Regions from separate parts of the Homo sapiens genome. Here region 2 is linked to region 1. A link is a contact called in ENCODE Hi-C or POLR2A ChIA-PET data. All regions are on one chromosome and are shown on one strand. Each heading gives the region's core, a stretch centred on a gene start or an enhancer-like site at or near the end of the contact. The rest is flanking DNA. Distances are from core to core; before and after follow the strand shown.

Region 1 (7,014 bases), core at 704-3,203:
CACTTGTCACATAAAACCTTTTGTTAAATAGATGTGTGTCATGCTTTATCTTATTAACCTGTCTTTGTGATTGGGGCCATACGTGCAAGGTTCATCCATGCGCCTTGCAATGGGTGAGGAAAAGATACTACCTTCCCCCCCACCCCGCCCTGACATCAGTGTCCTGGGAAAGTGAGTGCACGGTGCCTGTACCCTTTGTGATGCATTGAGTGGTGACATGCTGACTCTCAGGAGGTCGTAAAGGAGGAGGAAGGTAAAGTCAGAGGCAGTGTGGGGGCAGAGGGAGTGAGGGCAGTCAGTTCAAGTTAGAAGATGTTTGTTTTCTTTTTAGAGACAGGGTCTTGCTCTGTGGTCCAGGCTAGAGTGCAGTGGCACAATCACAGCTCACTGCAGCCTTGACCTCTGGGCTCACCTCCCGAGTAGCTGGTACCATGCTGGTGGCATGCACCACCATGCCAAGCTAATTTTTTATTTTTTGTAGAGACAAGAGTCTCCCTATTATTGCCCAGGCTTGTCTTGAACTCCTGGGCTCCAGTGATCCTCCTACCTCAGCCTCCCAAAGTGCTGGGATTACAGGTGTGAGCCACTGTGCCTGGCCGATGCTTGGATTTTGATTCAAAGTGTCCTGGGCTCAGTAAGATTTCAGGGGAGGTGTTCAGCATTTGGACATTGCAGAATGGACCCATCAGCATGTGGTCGTCATTGGGCCCCTGAGATGAGCTGAGAATCAGGAGGGTAGAGACTGCTGTCTACACCCTGCAGCCCCAGCCCCCCAGGAACGAAGCTGTCGTCCAACGTCAGCCTTGTTGCTGGGGACAGTGGAGATCATATCCCCACCCCGGGAACCCTGGGGCTGCTCGAGAAGAGGATGCTATGAAGAGCTGACTGTTTTGGTGATTAAAAGGAGTGTTTAAAACAACCGGGCCTCATTCTGGGTTGCATGCTGTCAGAGAGAGCCAGGACAACTCCATCACTGGATGTCCCCATAAATCTAAGCTGGCCAGGAATCAGCATGACCCATTTTAGCCAAGAGGGGTCGGTTAGCCTCCTCTCCATCTATGCTTAGACATAGGTATGAGGGGCCTGGCCTTGTGTCTGAGGGACCTCTGCAAAAGGTTTTATGTGCAAGAGGAGAAGGCCCTCCCTGCCAGCTCCCAGGTCTCCTGGGCTGCACCTATCTCAAGTTCCCTTTCCCACGTCAAAGAATAGGAGAAAGGACATTCAGCAGCGTTTGAGAGACAACGCGCGCACCCCACGGCCCAGGCTTCCTGCACTCCTGGCAAGGGGCAGGGCGGGGCTCGGCCAGCGTAGTCATTGCCCATGGAATCTCAAACACTGGGTTGCTTTTCACCGAGGCCACGCGCCAGCGACTCTGAAGCCTCCTCTCCTCCAGCGGATCGTGGCCCGCGGCTTCTCGCCCTCGCTTGCACGCTTTGCCCAAGAACTCTTCCCGGGGCAGAGAAGTTGTGGAAACAAGCGGCTGGCCCGACGGCGGAGAAAGCGGGCTGCGGGGCTGCAGGTCAGCGTGATGGAAGAGAGGAAGGCGCACGGCGGGTGGAATAAACGCGCATGGGTGTGAGGACGGAGACGCCCCGAGGGGCTGAACGCGCGGAGCATCGGAGTGAGGGAGCGACCCCTAAGGACGCCTTCTAAGGGGCTCACAGGCCCAAACACAGCGGGGCAGCCTGATCGGCGCCCCAGCCAGAAAGGCGGGGACAGAGCCCTCACTCCCTCTCCTCCCCAAAAGAAAATAATGCAACGAGACGGAAGACTTCTCGCCCGGCTGTGCGTTTTTATTGGCGCGTCTGCAGCGACCCCCAGCGGGGAGACCAAGGGTGTGGCCGGGGCGACCCTCAGCGCACCTGGGCCAGGTTGTGCCTCTTGTACAGCAGCGCGCGTCTCTTCTCGCGATTGCGCACGAAGACGCGCAGCCGCGCGGTAGGGAAGGTCACGGGCGCGGGCCGCGAACAGGCCGGGCCCTCCTCTGTTAGCCACGGGCACTGCAGGCAGCTGGACGCGCAGGGCCGGCCCCTGGGACGGACATAGGCTCAGCACGTGGCCCAGCGGCGGGAGGGGTGTGGGGAAGGCAAGTGGAAAAGGGGAGAGGGGGAAGGGAGAGTACCGAGGGGAAAGGGAGTGGGGGGGCGGGGCGGGGCGGGACGGAAGGAGGAGGGGGCGGGACGGGAGGAGGGGGCGGGGAGAAGGAGGAGGAGAGGGGCGCGCCTTACCAGGGCTGGGCGCACAGAGTGCTGCGCAGGAAGGCCACGGCGCCCCCGGACAGCCCCGCGTAGCAGCGGCTCAGCCGGACCAGCCCCTTGCGCAGTCCTCTCTGCAGGTCGCGTGCACCCTCGCTGCTCACCGGGTACTCGGCGCTCAGCCTGCGCAGGTGGCGGGTGCACGGGCCCTGAGGTCACCCTCCTTGGGTAGACCAGGGCGGAGGGGGAGGGGATGCAGGAGCACTGAGGTCACCCTCGGGTGGCCGGTGCAGGGGCCGTGAGGTCATCCTCGGGTGGACGAGGGTGCAGGGGCCGTGAGGTCACCCTCAGGTGGACGGGGGTGCAGGGGCCCTGAGGTCACCCTCGGGTGGAGGGGGGAGACTGCCCCGCCCACCTAGCAACCCCCAGACAGGTTGGAGGACTCACATGATGAAGGCTGTCACACCGATGGCCCAGATGTCTGTCTGTGGAACAGCCCCCTGGCCCTCCAGGAGCTCTGGAGCTGGGAGGGGCACATGTGGTTGGGCTCAGGTGGAGGGACACAGGTGGTGGGCATGAGTGAGTGGTCCCAGGTGGGATAGGTGGGGCACAGGTGTGTGGGCCAGGTGTGTGGCTGAGTGGGTGGCAGTGGAGCTGGGAGAGAGGACAGCACTGGAGGAGAGGGGGCTTCTTCCTGCCCCCCGCCCCAGGTGAGGTCCCCCCAACTGTCCACACACGCACCCATGGTCTCTAGGTAGTCCTTGAACTTGTCTGAGGGCAGCACCTTCTCCTGGCTGAGGCTCTGTGCATTGCCCAGGTCCACGACCTTGAGCAGGTTGTATTCGGTGATGATCATGTTCTCGGACCTCAGGTCCAGGTGCAGGATGTGCTGGTTGTGCAGGTACTGGGTGGCACTCAACATCTGCCACAGGTAGTCCTTCACCTCGGATTCTGAGTAGGAGGCCCTGGGGGGCAGAAGCTGCTCAGCCCAGGCTCCGGGGTGGGGGCCACCAGGGCCAGGGCTGAGACTACTCCCCGTGGACTGGGAGGGGCACTGGCTGTGCAGAGGGGCCTGGTCCTCCAGCCCCACCCCAGAGGCCTGGGTCCATCAGTCCATCAGTCCGTCCATCAGCTCAACCACACCACCCCAGGCCACCCTCACCTCTCGGCCAGGCAGGGGAGCAGCTCGGGCCCAGAGCACAGCTCCAAGATGAGCACCAGGTGCCGGGGGCTGAGGTAGGCTGCGTGCAGCTGGGCCAGGTGCGGGTGGCGCAGGCCCTTGAGGGCCTCGTATTCGCGCAGCACTGCTGTCTTGTCCTTGGGGTGGTAGGGGATGATCTTGGCGGCCAGCGCCCGCCCGCTGGCCTTCTCCCAGCATTGCCGCACCACGCTGAAGCGGCCCCTGCTCAAGGGGACAGCGGTCAGGCTGGTGGGTGGTCCCCTCCCATTCCCCGATTCCCAACACTCAGAGCAGCAGGAGCCCAGTTCAGCGAGATGGTGGGTGTGGGGGCATGGGTGGTCAACAAGGGGGGGTCCAGGCCCTGGCCCCACCCGCCTGCAGCCCCCCAGGCCACTGCACCTCTGGATCTGTGTCTGGAATGCGAAGGTCTTTGTGCTGGGCAGGGGTTGGGCTGACCGCCCCTGGCTCTCCTCCTCAGAGGCTGTGGGAGGAGGGGCAGATGATAAGAGGGGGTGAAGAGGGCATCCCCACAGCCCCAGCTCTCCCCACGTCTCCCATCACCCCTTCCCAGGCACCTTGACAGCTGGGACTTTGAGTTACGCACTCCCACCTCTTGTTCCTCAGGTTCTGGGGGTATGGGGACAGGGAGGGGGTACAGCAAGCAGTGAGAGGCAACCTGAGTGAGGGTGTGTGTGAGGGCTGCAGGGGCATTTGAGAATGGACCACCCATAGCAATCATGCCCTCTCTTCCTCCCTTGAGCCCAGGGCAGACATTACTAATCAACCCTAGCATTCCTCCACCAAAGCTAGAGGCAGCACAGGCCAGTCACTACCAACTCTCACTACCAACACTCAGAATGAAGCAGAATGGACTTGTGTGCTCGTCAATGAGTGCATGGGAGTGTAGGTGAGTGAAGGGGGGGCCTGGGGGTGAGGCGGCCCCTAAAGTGTGTAGGCCTCGAATGCCAAGCCCAGGAGCAGCTGTCTCCCCAGAAGGAAGTGGACAGCTATGGAGACCCTGCACAGGAGGGAGCGTAATCTGGGTCTTCTAGCTGCTGTTCCCACCCTCCAAGCCCCGAGTGTGGTGTGGCTCACCCAGGTGGCTGGGCCCTCCCAGGAGGACTTGCTCCGAGGGGCTGCTGTAGGGACCCATTCCTGCCTTGCTGACACATGCCGTGCGGAAGGTGTAGGTGCCACCCCGGGAGAGCTTGCTGGTCAGGTAGCAGCAGTCAAAGATGTCGGAGGCCAGTGTGGTCCAGCTGCCGCCTGGCCACACAGGAGCACGTGAGGGGCCACTGAGGCCTCCACACACCACGTCAGTGGGGGTGGAGAAACCCTTCCCTGAGGCCACCCATGGGAACACAGCAGGCCAGGCATCTCCCCAAGGGCCCCTAGACATGGCTCCCGGGAGGGGTGGCCGGAGCCTCGGGTACAGGGGCCACCTCATACCTTCTAGGCTGCACTGCACAATGTAGGTCACAGGGCCGTAGGATTCCACGGGCTTCCAGACCAGCAGCACCCCATCCGCGTACACCTCCCCGATATCCGGGCATGGCGAAGATGAGGGGCGCTCTGCAAGGCACTGCCCAATGGTCAGTGACTCCAGGGTGGGCACCCAGCCTCCAGGGGCCAATATCTGGCTGGCGCCTGCCTCACCCTGGCAGCCACCAGGGCTCTGGAGCCCACCCTCCCTGGTCCTGTTCATTCAGGGTCCAGTCACAGTGAGGAATGGTAGGAGGGGCCTCTCCTGGCGAGGGGCTGGGGAGGTGTCTGCCCTGCCAGATCCCACTCCTGGGCTGGCCCATCCACCTGGGTGTGACCAGAACCCTGTGCAGGGGCCGAGCCTCTGGTCAGAAGGGCCCTTGGTGGGGCTGCTGGGCTTCACTGGGTTGCCCTGCACAGGTTCAAGCAGGCCGGCCCACTCTGGGCATTGGGCCAGGGGTCCCAGAGCTAGGCCTGTAGCCCCCATCCTGACCACCTCAGAAACACGCCCCAGGGAACTGTGTTGTGCTTGTAACTCGACTTTGATTGAGGCATGGAACGGGAAGCAGCCCACTCCTGCATAGGCTGGAGGGATGGGCATGGAAGGAACGTGGGAAGATGGTGCAATGGGTCATGCGCCCGAGAAACTCAGTTCTCCCGGCAAGTGGCCAATGGGATGGGCTTTCTCCCTGGCAGGGAGCGTGGATGAACAGGCTTCCTTCCAAGCCCTGTAACGTCAGCAGCTGCGTCCGGCCATCCTTCCCAAGGCTGGTTGTTTCTGCTGGGACCAGCTCAGGGCCTCCTGCCAGCCCAAGGCAGCCTGGGCGGTCAGAACTCTGTGTTGACCTTCTCAGGCCTCCTGCAGCCCTGGCCATGTGTGGTGCCTGGCCCCATAGGGATGTGGGCTGCTCAGGGTCAGGGAGCGGATGCCTCAGCGGCCAATGCACGGGCCCGGAAGCATTCCACGCAGGATGAGGCTTCCCAGCAGCCCCAGCCCAGCCTCCCTGGCCTGGTGGGACCCCCAGTGTGGCCCACGTACCTGCCTTCCGGAGGACGCCCGTGGTGGTCACTGTCCCCAGCGCATTGCTCACGCTGCAGGTGTACACACCCAGGTCCTCAGCCACCACCACCAGGATGGTCAGAAGCTGGAAGTTCTTGAGGGTGGCAGAGATGAGGACACGGCTGCTGCTCTCCAGGGGGGCTCCGTCTGCAAAAGGACAGAGCAAGCCTCATGCCACAGCCAGGCCTCACACCTCTCCCTGGGCCTCAGTTTTCCTCCAGACAGCGAGGCATCCCGTGGGGCCAGCTCACAGGATGGCCACTCACCCGATTTCACACAGCCCCCAGCCCCTGGGACAGCTTCTTACCTTTGCTCCAGGTGGCCTGGGCAGCTGGCTGGGCTGACACCTGGCAGGCCAGTGTCACTGACTGGCCCAGGACCACAGTCTCATCTGAGAGCTCCCTTAGGAATGTCGGCGCTGAGGAGGGAGGGTGAGGTCAGCCTTCAGGGGTGACCTCCAGGCCCCAGAGCATGGCCTGGACCCTGGAGACACCAGGAGGAGCCCTGCCCCACCACTGCCAACTCCCCAGCCTGGCCCATCTGTACCACCATCACCTCCTCCAGGAAGTCCTCCAAGACTGCTCAGTTCACTACACCCACCAGGACCCCTCATCTGTTCCCGCACCCATGTGAGTGCAAGCTTGCTCCCCACCGGTCTGGCCACGCTGGTGGGACCCTGAGAGGCAGTGGGGCCTGGTCTCTGTGTTGGGCCTGCTCACCTCGGTCCCAGCTCTTCAGACCTGAGAGCCGGAAGGAAGCAAGGCCTGGCTTCTTCCTGGGGGGCCCCTCCTTCTCCAGACCTGCAGGAGGAAGAGGGCCAGTGAAGGTCATGGTCAGGAGGCCTGGCCCCTCTGGGTAGTACCAGCTGCCTCTGGCTGCAAGGACCCCGAGCAGCTGGGACAGGAAGAAATTGGGGTCGGCTGGCCCGCTGCCCACTCCCCAGACTTCCAGGCCACAGAGGACAGAGGAAACATGAAGACCAGGCACCCTCCCCACCTCCAGGCACGGGGTCAGGAGGGTCCAGGGCCAGGGAGGACTATGTGGTTGGGGAGAACTATGGGGTTGTGAACGGTTTGGGGGTCTGGAAGGGTTTTGGG
Region 2 (6,326 bases), core at 1,443-3,942, 110 kb after region 1:
AACAGAACCTTCCCCAGGCTCTGCACTGGCTGCGTGGCCAGGAGAAGTCCTGCCACCTCCCAGCGCAAGAATCACAGTTTGTCTATCCACTGTGCACGGCGCCATGGGCTATCACAGGTGGGGCAGCTATGACAAACCCTCCATGCATGAGCTCCTCCAGGGCAGGGACTAGGGTACCTGCACATGCGGCTCTTCTTCAAGCATGTATGGAGCTTTAAATCCACTTGTCATTTTTCAACCTTGCATCCCCCAAAACCACATTTGTTTGGATTTTGATTGAGACTGAACGTCTTTCATTCTTCCATGGCTTCTATCCACTTTAGATCTTTACTGTCTCTCAAAAGTGTTTCATAGCTTCCCCCACAGAACCTCTCGACATCTTTTATTAGACTGGGATCATAAACATGATGCCTTTGAGGCGTCTGTCAATCTTTTACGTTTTCATTTTCCAACTGCTTGCTGCTAGTCTACATGTACGGAAGTTTCTTCACACAGATCTTGCAAGGGTTGATCTTTCTCAACTCTCTAATAATTTATCTTCTAGGTAAACCGTATATTCTGTCAATTCACTTTTTTCTAACTTTTACACCTTTCGTTTTACTTTCCTCCTAACTGTGCCATCCAATGCTGGATGGAAGTGTTGACCACTGGCTTCCTCATGCTGTCCCCTGGCTCAGAGGCAAAGCTTACAAAGTCTCCCTTTGTGATTTTTGTGTAATACCCTGTGTCAAATTAGGAAAAAAAAACTTTTATTTATACTTTGTTAAGAATTTTATGGCATGATGGATGCTAAATTTTGCCAGACATTTCTTCTGAATATATGAGGTTAAATTTTTATCAAATATGGTACTTTATTCTGAGTTTAAGATAATTACATTGTTTTCAAATTTCAATCACATATCATGATTTTCTAATGTTTTTAACATGAAAGCAGCCCTCATTCCTAGACTATGAATTTCATCATCCTGTATGATTGTCTTGATGTATTGCTGAATTCAGTTTACTAATGTTTTGTTTAAAAAATTGGCCATGATATCCATAATTCTTTGATCTACAATGTGCAAACTTCCTATCTTCTGGCCAGATTTTAGTCATGGCATTAAGCTATCTGCATATAATGAGTTAGAGGGTATATCTTCCTTTTTCCATTCTCCAGAAGAATTTCCATGAACATGGAAGAATTTCTGGCCAGAACGTTTGGAAGAATTTCTCAGTAGGGCCACATGTTTGATGAGAAGATTTTTCGCTACCGGTTCTAGTTTTTACTAGGTTGTAGTAACTGAGATAACTTCAGTAACAGTAGATAACTGCATATAGGTTATCTATTTCTTAAGTCTGTTTTTGGTTTCTAGAAATTATATAATTTGTTAACACTTTTCAAATTTACTTGCAGTGAGTATTTTTGGTATCTACACATTTGTAAACCATTTTAGATATATATAACACCAACTGTTATGTGGTGGCACTCAGGGCTCAGGGTTGGAGTTTGAAGTTAAACTCTCCTAACAAACAATAGGAAAGTAAAGGTCATTCTCAGACTTCCTATGAATCAGCTGGAGAGGGGGCAGGCACAGGACTCATCAAGGAAACAGGATGATGTAAATATGGCTTCCCCAGTCAGCGACTGCTACCACCATAACTTAATTCTACCAGTGTGTCACTGTGCCATAAGCTACTTATTCCTTTTTTTTTTTTTTTTTTTTTTTGGTGTAAAGAAAAAACACAGCTTTATTGGCTCTCAGGAGACAAAACAAACAGAACAAGATATTCATATTAATGCAAACAATGCAACAAATGAGGGGAAGAATCGCCCGGCTGAAGCGAGGCCCGGCGCGGCCGCGGCCGGGGGGCTGAGAAGGGCCTGGGTGCCTGTCGCCCGGGAGCCGAGGTTTCCCGGCCTCCCCTGACCCCGGGCGCCAAGAGCAGTCGGTCCCCCCGGCCTCCCGCCGGCAAAGGGGCCCTGGGGCCCAGGCGTGCGGCCCCTGCGTGGCGGCAGGCGGCCCAGGCCACGCCGGCGCCTAGAGAAGGCCTCCAGTCCAGGCCTCATGGAAGGGCCTGCCTCGCGCGGCCCCTCAACACCCCACAGTGTGGCACTGGAAGGGACCTAAAAACCCACCTGGCTTTCTCCTTTCCCCTTCCCCACGCTTCCCAGGGCCCAATGCCCGCATCTCAGTTTCGCTTTCCGGCAGGGTCAGGGGTGAGAGGGAGGAATTCTCAGGTGTCACCTCCTCACCCGCCTGGAGGCGGAGGCTAGAAACACCAGCTACTTATTCCTATCACTTTTAAATCTATCCAAATTCCAAGGGGAATTCAGACACAGAACATTCTAACAGAATGCAAAAGGAAAGTGAGATTGGCTTCCGAAATGGAATTCCAACGTCACGTGTGCGCACCTGCCAATGTGCTGCTCTTTACTCGTTTTGCACACACTAACGCTGTGGATCTGGGTTTTAGTCAGGGCTCTGACAGGGCTTCTACATCCACAGGGAAGGACAGAAGTGTGTCCCAGAACACTGAAAACTTTGGGAACCCAGTGTTCAGTGTTGATATAATTCCAAATAAGACTGTGTGGCTGGAATTTCCCTACACCCTGACTCAACGAATTAAAATCTCTTTCCACAGGGAGAGCCCTCACATGGGGCCAGATGAGGCCGTGCAGGGACTGCAGGAGTATCCCCGAGGGAGGGACGTCTGGCTTACCGCCATCTCATGCATTAGATAGGACCAGAGTCCTGGACACCTCGGGACATCGGTAGTTTGGAGAAGGTACTGGGAAAATGTGACCCAGCATGTCTGCACAGAAACACCACCCAACATGGACAAGGAGGGCCCTGACCCTTCCGTTCACTCCCTTCCCCACTAAGCAGCCCAGCTCCACCACAGGCATAAAAATAGGAGGTGAGAGGATGGGAGAAGTTGAGGGATGGAGTCTAATGGAAAGCCCACTGGGTCAGCAGTGGTTCTACTCCAGTCACAGCAGCAGCTACAAACAGGGCTCACTCAGCATCCCCAAAGCACTGACCTGCCACCTGCAGGCGGAAGGAGAGCTGCTGACCCCCTGCCTCGCAGCTGTACTCCCCGGCCTCTGCCTGGCCCGCCTGCTGCACCACCAGCCTCCGTGTGCAGCCCACGGCCTCCACGCGCACTTTCGAGCTGGAACTCAGCTTCTTCCCATCCTTGTACCACGTCACCTCTGTCTGGGCCTGGGCCACCTCGCAGCTCAGCGTGGCACTGGCCCCCGCCTCAGCCTGCACCTCCCTGTGTGCTGGCTGCTCCTTGGCAAACACCACCTTGGGCTCTGGGGATGGACAAGGAGGGACACACGAGGTCAAAGATACTGCCCAGGTCAGGAAGACCACCCTAGGGTAGGAGGGCCTAGACAAGAAAGTAGGAGAAACAGAACCTTCCCAAGCTTGGCACTGGCCATGTAGCTGGGAGAAGCCCCACCACCTCCCAGCACAAGAATCACAGTTTCTCCATCCACTGTGCAGTGCCATGGGCTATTCCAGGCGGGGCAGTTGTGACAAACCCTCCGTGCACGAGCTCCTCCAGTGCAGGGACTGGGTTCCTAATGCTTACACAGCTCCCTTCAAGGATATGCTAGGGTCTCCCCATGGGACTGGGCAGGGCGTGTCCTCACTGCAGGGCCCCAGAGTACTGAGGCTTCCAGTCCTGCCACTGTCAGGAGGGTCAGCGTTGGCCTCTGCGGGGAAGGCCTGGGCTTTGTCATGCATTGCCTGGTGACATGCAAGGTGGAGCCCTTTCCACCACTTCTGGCCATTACGTCAGCTCTTCTGGGGTGTCGCTCTTCAGGCTTCTGTCCAATTTTCAGTAGCCTTTTCTGTCTTTTCCTTCCTTATTTTTAGGAACTCTTTATATATTTTAAATGCTAGCAAATGATAACTGTGTATTTGTAAACATCTTACCCATGTCCTTGACCGGCCTTTTCGCTCTCAAATGATGTCTTGACAAATTAAAGTTTTAGTTTTAATGTAGTTAAATATACCATTGTTCCACTGTTTAGTTTTAAGAAATCTTTCCTTTCCCTGAAGTTTTTAGCAATCTATGTTAGCATCTAGAGGCTTTATGGTTTTACCTTTTATACTCTGTGGCCTCTAACCTTCCTGGAACTCACTTTTCAGTGTGAAATAAGTTACTAGTCTAAATTTTTGTAAGGTTAAACAATCAAAGAACTATTTTTTTTTTAGAAGATCATCCTTTCTCCACTGCCTGTGCAGGTGTGAAGGTTAAAAAAAAAACACACAAAACACACACACACAAAAAAAACAAGAAGCAATAAAAGGGAGAATCCATGTATTTGGGTCTGATCATGAGCTCACGATTCTGTCCCTTTGGTCTGACAACTGTCCTTGTGTTGTGCCTGGCTGTCTCCATTCCTGCAGCTGAATGTTCTTGATATCTGGTAGACAAATGCTCACAAGTGGCTCTTCAAGAGTGTGTTACTCCACTTGGCCTTCAGAATCTGCTTCTCAACGTTCACCTCCCCAAAGAGAAACATTTGCTTGGGTTTTGACTGGGCATTAACATATTTGAGTCTTCCATGGGTTTCTATTTATTTAGGTCTTCTTACTGTCTGTCAAAAATGTTTCACAATGGCCAGGCACAGTGGCTCACACCTGTAATCCCAGCACTTTGGGAGGCTGAGGTGGGAGGATTGCTTGAGGTCAGGAGTTTGAGCCCAGCCTGGGCGAAATAGTGAGACCCTGTCGCTACCAAAAAAATTCCTTAAAAAATTAGCTAGGCATGGTGGTGCACGCCTGTATTCTCATCAAGTCAGGAGGCCGAGGTGGGAGGATCTCTTGAGCCCAGGAGGTTGAGGCTGCAGTGAGCCATGATTGCACGACTGAACTCCACTCTGGGTGACAGAGTGAGATCCTGACTCAACAACAAAAATATCTGACAATTTTCCTCCACTGAGGTATCAGACATCTTTACTATACTTGATGCTTTTCACGCTCTTGTAAATCTTTTAAAATTTCATTTTACAACTGTGTTGCTAGTGTGTGTGTGTATGCGTATATACATACATACATATATATGTGTATTCTGCATGTTGAATTTCTATGTGATGTTTCTCAACTCTCATATTATTTGTTATAACTTATTATTTATCTTATTATTTATCTATCTTTTGGATTTTCTGAATTGATACTCATATAATCTGTGAATCCCACTTATGTTTTTCTCCAAGTGTTATACCTTTTCTTTTCTTTTCCTCCTTTCTCTGCTGTACAGTGCTGAATGGAAGTTGGGATGGTTGGCTTCTACGTGCTGATTCCTATCTCAAAGGCAAAGCTTTCAAGGTTCTCTTTAAATATGCAGTTACCTGGTGTTTTCTGCAGTACCACTGACCAGATTAAAGAACGATACTTTATAATTTGTTAAGAATTTCATGGCATGAATTGATGCTGAATTTTATCAAATATTACCTCTGAACTTTAATATTAAATTTAATCAAACATTGTATTCTGTATTTATTGAGATCACATAATTTTTTCATTGCATCCAATTCCATCATCCTTTATATAGATGCACTTGTTTCTAAAACTAAACCAGCCTTGCATTCTGGGACTACATCCTTCCTTAGAGGGTCTTATCCTCTTGATAGATAGCTAAATTCAGTTGCTAATATTTTGCCTTGATATCCATAATAGATTGGTCTAAAATTTTAATCCTTGTTAACATTCCTTGTCATATTTTGATATCCATATTATATTTCTTATTTTTCTTTTTTTTTCTTTTTTGAGACAAGAGTCTCAATCTGTTGACCTAGCTGGAGTGCAGTGGTGCCATCATAGTTCACTATAACCTCAACCTCCTGGGCTCAAGCAGTCCTCCCACCTCAGCCTCCCAAGTAGCTAGGACTTACAGGCACCCACTACAACACCCAGCTAATTTTTTAATTGTTTTTTAGAGACAGGGTTTTGCTATGTTGCCCAGGATGATCTCGAACTCCTGAGCTCAAGTGATCCTTCTACCTTGGCCTCCCAAAGTGTTGGGATTACAGGCATGAGCCACTGCCCTAGGCTATATCATGTTTCTACAAGACTATCTGGGGAGTATATCTGCTTTTCTGTTCCCTAGTAGAAGAATCTGTATGAACATAGAATAATTTCTTTCCTAAATATTTAGTATAATTTAGCAATTAGAGCCACCAGGCTTACATCTTTTGCTATGAGCAGATGGTTTTCATGGTTCCATTTTTTTAAGTTTCTAGGACTACTAGAGTTATCTACTTATTTTTGTGTCACTTTTGATATATTTCTAGGAACTGGCCAAATTGTCAATATTTTCAAATTTATTAC

The links. A loop is a pair of places that touch in the nucleus more often than their neighbours do. ChIA-PET counts read pairs that join two places held with the same protein, here RNA polymerase II (POLR2A). Pooled maps may share reads with other maps.
Region 2: a map of aorta shows a loop between it and region 1 (2.0-fold over the local background). The contact joins two enhancer-like sites. A Hi-C loop is called at or near these places in 2 of 168 maps with a recorded cell type or tissue (aorta and prostate gland) and 7 of 50 pooled maps. POLR2A ChIA-PET finds 5 or more read pairs at or near these places in 2 of 52 experiments (A549 and SK-N-SH).

The regions. Positions count from the first base shown.
Region 1 is chr1:228,373,635-228,380,648 of GRCh38, reverse strand. It overlaps OBSCN (obscurin, cytoskeletal calmodulin and titin-interacting RhoGEF), which reads right to left. Exons shown (of 116, transcript NM_001386125.1): 106 at 6,637-6,717; 107 at 6,225-6,335; 108 at 5,897-6,064; 109 at 4,825-4,947; 110 at 4,471-4,641; 111 at 3,775-3,856; 112 at 3,358-3,597; 113 at 2,937-3,160; 114 at 2,643-2,718; 115 at 2,229-2,378; 116 at 1,773-2,031. The coding sequence ends at 1,854. Among named protein-coding and RNA genes, the nearest start is that of TRIM11-AS1, 17 kb to the left of the region's middle. RefSeq lists an enhancer at 1,982-2,051. Within about 2 kb of position 1,953, at least 19 of the 41 ENCODE cell types and tissues checked have a DNase peak (open chromatin) inside an H3K27ac peak, as active enhancers do.
Region 2 is chr1:228,265,502-228,271,827 of GRCh38, reverse strand. It overlaps OBSCN (obscurin, cytoskeletal calmodulin and titin-interacting RhoGEF), which reads right to left. Exons shown (of 116, transcript NM_001386125.1): 19 at 3,023-3,298. LOC124904535 (a long non-coding RNA gene) reads left to right here. Exons shown (of 3, transcript XR_007066916.1): 3 at 2,623-5,487. Among named protein-coding and RNA genes, the nearest start is that of OBSCN-AS1, 55 kb to the right of the region's middle. Within about 2 kb of position 2,692, at least 4 of the 41 ENCODE cell types and tissues checked have a DNase peak (open chromatin) inside an H3K27ac peak, as active enhancers do.